Linked DNA regions of Homo sapiens: region 2 is linked to region 1. A link is an interaction called in ENCODE POLR2A ChIA-PET data of the cell type or tissue named here. Cell type or tissue: MCF 10A. All regions are shown on one strand.

Region 1 (2,500 bases):
AGCACACATGAATTAAATGCTAGTTAAGGTACAATGTCTCCAACAGGCACGATGTCAGAATAATGGTTTCTGTCCATCAGAACAAAGGATGAGATGCGCCTCTTGGATTTGACTGTAGCCCAATGGTCATCATCGCTGGCTGCACATTAACATTATCCAGGAAATTTTAAAGCTCTATAGGTGATTCTAAGGAAGAGGAGGACTGAGAGGCCGACTGTTAAGATGCACTGCTACTGTCCGATGAGCACACACTCATCCATAACGTTACACATTTCCTATTCACCTGATGCCCAGAATCATCAAACAGTGTATTCAACACAGTCACGCCATTTCTGTTTTCCAGGTGACTATCCTCCACAAGATACTGTTATCCAGAGCAGGTAAACTCCCTAGCATCTGTCGCTCAAGAACTTAAATCCCTCCCTGCACCCAACCCATCAACAGTGACTTATTACCATCCACAAGCCAGGCTGCTTCCCGATGCACCTTTTCTCCTGGGGAGTGCCCAGACGAGCGCCATCTGCTCCTGGGTCAGAGGAGTCCCTGCAGAGTCATCGACTTCCTCATTTCCAAAAGCCCCATAGGTTGCACTGGAGTCCCGAGGCGAAGCGCCGACACTTCATCTGCCCGTCACCTCCCGATTTTTGCAATGTGTTTCTTCTGAACAAGAATGTGTGCCCTGGAAGCCAACTCAAGTCCCAGACCTAGGTTTCTCGACATTTCCCCAAGTCCCACCTGCGTCAGGTTGTAGGCTCCGGGGCCAGTCCCTTTCGATCCGCATCAAAAAACCTGGCGATCCCCTTTGGGCACAAGAGCTCAGGGCGTTGGTCCCCGCGATCGCGGAAGCCCACTTCCAGAAAAACTCGACCACTAACAGTAAGCTTCAGGGGTAGCAAAAAGGGGCAGAAGGGTTTGCATCCCCTGGCGTCATTTCCGGGTCCGCTCTGGAAACCTCGGAGGTTTCCGTGTCTCTGTCGTTTATTCCAACTGTTAATGCTCCATGTGCCTTTGACTCTCCTCACCTTCCCTTCTAAACACACGGGGAAGAAAGGTTCAGGTTTCCCAGAGAAATTGTGGGGAAAAACCTTTAAAGTATATATACAAAGGTAGACAGAATAGTACAGTGCATCCAATGTACCTGACACACCTTCAAGAATTACTAACTCGGCCGGGCGCGGTGGCTCACGCCTGTAATCCCAACACTTTGGGAGGCCGAGACGGGCGGATCACAAGGTCAGGAGTTCGAAACCAACCTGGCCAACATAGTAAAACCTCGTCTGTACTAAAAATACAAAAAACTAGTTGGGCGTGGTGGCGGGCGCCTGTAATCCTAGCTACTCGGGAGACTGAGGCAGGAGAATCGCTTGAACCTTGGAGGCGGAGGTTGCAGCGAGCCGAGATGACACCACTGCACACCAGCCCGCGCGACAGTGCAAGACTCCTCTCAAAAAAAAAAAAAAAAAAAAAAAAAAAAGAAGAAGAAGGCCTGGCGCGGTGGCTCACGCCTGTAATCCCAGCACTTTGGGAGGCCGAGGTGGGCGGATCACCTGAGGTTGGGAGTTTGAGACCAGCCTGACCAAAATGGAGAAACCTTGTTTCTACTAAAAATAAAAAGAATTAGCCGGATGTGGTGGTGCATGCCTGCAATCCCAGCTACTAGGGAGGCTGAGGCAGGAGAATCGCTTAAACCCAGGAGGCGGAGGTTGTGATTAGCCGAGATAGCGCCATTGCACTCCAGCCTGGGCAACAACAGCGAAACTGCGCCTCAAAAAAAAAAAAAAAAGAAAGAAAACAAGATGAAAGAAAAGAAATACCAACTCGTGGCAATTTTATTAATCTATAAACCACTCCTCCCCTTATGTGGTTGGAAGCAAATCTTTTTAATTTTTTTTTTTTTTTGACGGAATCTTGCTCTGTCGCCCAGGCTAGAGTGCAGTGGCGCGACCTCGGCTCACTGCAACCTCCACCTCCCGTGTTCAAGCGATTCTCCTGCCTCAGCCTCCTCAGCCTCCCGAGTAGCTGGGATTACAGGCACCCACCACCGCACCTGGCTAATTTTTGTATTTTTAGTAGAGACGAGGTTTCACCACCTTGGCCAGGCTGGTCTCAAACTCCTGACCTCGTGATCCACCCGCCTCGGCCTCCCAAAGTGCTGGGATTACAGGCATGAGCCACCAAGGCCGGGCCACTCCACTTTTCCTTAAAGCAAAACCTGTCATTCTTCTGTTTCTTACCTCTTAGTTTCTTAGTCCTTTTTTTCCTATTAGCCCTATTTGTATTTATTTGTTATTAATGCACTATGACTAATAAAAACTTGCCTAGGGTCAGAAACTTTGAGCTTTAGCAGAAACAAAAACATACAAACAAAAACTCAGAAAGTTTTTTCAGATAAAGTTTTGTTTTTCAAGTACAATTAAGAGCATGATTCTGCTCAGGCGTGGTGGCTCGCGCCTGTAATCCCAGCACTCTGGGAGGCCGAGGCAGGCAGATCACTTGAGGT
Region 2 (2,500 bases), 170 kb after region 1:
GCACTTTGAGAGGCCGAGACGGGCGGATCACGAGGTCAGGAGATCGAGATCATCCTGGCTAGCACGGTGAAATCCCGTCTCTACTAAAAACACAAAAAAATTAGCCGAGCGTGTTGGTGGGCGCCTGTAGTCCAGTTACTTGGGAGGCTGAGGCAGGAGAATGGCGTGAAGCCGGGAGGCGGAGCTTGCAGTGAGCCGAGATCGCACCACTGCACTCCAGCCTGGGCTACAGAGCGAGACTCCATCTCAAAATAATAAGAATAAGAATAAGAATAAGAATAAGAAAGAATAAGTCTTTCCGGGCGCAGTGGCTCACGCCTGTAATCCCAGCACTTTGGGAGGCCGAGGCAGGCGGATCACCTGAGGTCAGGAGTTTGAGGCTAACCTGATCAACATGAAGAAACCCTGTCTCTACTAAAAATACAAAATTAGGCCGGCGTGGTGGCATATGCCTGTAATCCCAGCTACTCGGGAGGCTGAGACAGGAGAATCGCTTCAACCCAGGAGGCGGAGGTTGCGGTGAGCTGAGATCATGCCATTGCACTCCAGCCTGAGCAACAAGAGCGAAACTCCGTCTCAAACTAATAATAATAATAATAATAATAATTATAATAATAATAATAATCTTTTAATGAGTTATTGGACCAAAGCCTGACTCCCCTTTTTTTTTTTTTTTTTTTTTTGAGACACTGTCTCGCTCCGTTGCCCAGGTTGGAGTGCAGTGGCGCGATCTTGGTTCACTGCAAGCTCCGCCTCCCGGGCTCACGCCATTCTCCTCCCTCAGCCTCCAGAGTAGCCGGGGCTACAGGCGCCCGCCAACACGCCCGGCTAATTTTTTGTATTTTTAGTAGAGACGGGGTTTCACCGAGTTAGCCGAGTTAGCCAGGATGGTCTCTATTTCCTGACCTCGTGATCCGCCCACCTCGGCCTCCCAAAGTGCTGGGATTACAGGCGTGAGCCACCGCGCCCGGCCGAAGCCTGACTCTACTTCTAAAAGTTTTACATTTTTAAAATTTTTGTTTTGTGACTTGTTATTTTTTTTTAGCTAATTTTGTGTGTTCAGTGGAGTTACAAACTCCATTTCTACGGACTTCTGCTCTTGGGAAGCTGGAAGAGGAAAAAAAAAAAAAAAACAACTGTCGTCCAAACCTTCACACACAACAGCAAAGGCAAAGTGGGGAATCTAGACTTCCATCAAGCTGTAACAAGGTGCATTCCCTCTACCTCCAACACACACACACACACACACACACACACACACACACACACACACACACACTTCTCGAAGAAAGCAGAACAGGGAGCTGAGACTTTCATTGCCCCAGGCTGTAAAGAACCCCCTACCCCCATCCCAGAATGAAAGTCAAATAGCCAGATATCTACTTCCATGTTATTTCTGGAATCCTTGAGCCTAATTTTTTTTTTTTTTTTGAGTTGGAGTCTCACTCTGTCGCCCAGGCTGGAGCGCAATGACAAGATCTCTCCTCACTGTAACCTCTGCCTTCTGGGTTCAAGCAATTCTCCTGCCTCAGCCTTCTAAAGTGCTGGAATTACAAATGTGAGCCGCCGCGCCTGGCCCGGTGAACTCTTTTAATGGTGAACTTCAAGTCACAACAGTAACTATCAGTTCAACTACACCAAGGTTACTGAAGATAATGGCTTCTCCACCCAAGCAGGTCATATACAAATTCCAAATAGAATGTGGCATCACCCTGAAGGAATTCCCTTCACAATGTTGGGGAAATTTACCAAGATGGCTTCAGAGTAGACTAACTTTACATAGCACATTTTTCAAAGAGACACATTTATTCAGAGTCATGATTAGACTATTACATTTGGCATCCAACAGCCTAGGTGCAAAAAAAAAAAAACACACTATATTAAAACCCTTTGTTGAAATGATTTATACTTTCCTCAGAACAGAAACTAAAATAACCTATTATACAATTAGTCATAAATACAGTCCTCAAGTTTTTTGCCCATATACATGAGTATTTGTCTAATACATGTCTTCTTTGTAGCAGTTAGGCCCTTCCACCACTGGGCTTGGCTGAGTTCACAAATCGGTTGTAATCTGCAGCTTCCCTGTCACTTCTTTGACTCTCCTTTCCTGGTAAGCTTTGTTTCCTGGCAGTAATTAAAATCTTCTACCACTGCCGTAACTACTGCTGCTACGGAACTGCCATAGCCACCTTGGTTTCATGGTTTGGCAAAGTATTGGCTTCCACCACCATAGGGACCAGAGCTTCTGCCTCCAAAGTTTCCTCCCTTTATGGGTCCAAAATTTGAAGACCGATCGTTGTAATTGCCAAAATCATTGTAGCTTCCACCACCTCCAAAATTGCTTCCATCATTATCAAATCTGTTATAGCCATTCCCACTGCCACCCTATCTACCACCACCACTTCTGCCACCAAAGCCAGCACAACCACTGAAGTTTCCTCCACGACCGAAGTTGTCATTCTCACCAAAACCACCTCCAACGCCACCACCAAAGTTT

Evidence for each region. Peaks named below come from ENCODE experiments on the same cell type or tissue, not always from the same donor. Only the 100,000 strongest peaks of a DNase experiment are listed, where the experiment ranks them.
Region 2: POLR2A ChIA-PET joins it to region 1 with 5 read pairs; 5 of 35 experiments call an interaction of 5 or more read pairs at or near these places.

What each region holds. Positions count from the first base shown.
Region 1 is chr6:27,692,462-27,694,961 of GRCh38, reverse strand. LINC01012 (long intergenic non-protein coding RNA 1012) reads right to left here and starts at 927. Exons shown (of 4, transcript NR_038294.1): 1 at 456-927. In MCF 10A, no CTCF peak of the experiment used is centred here; DNase peaks (open chromatin) are centred at 571 and 1,011.
Region 2 is chr6:27,523,977-27,526,476 of GRCh38, reverse strand. It overlaps the pseudogene HNRNPA1P1. Among named protein-coding and RNA genes, the nearest start is that of TRQ-CTG1-2, 5.7 kb to the right of the region's middle. In MCF 10A, no CTCF peak of the experiment used is centred here; no DNase peak of the experiment used is centred here.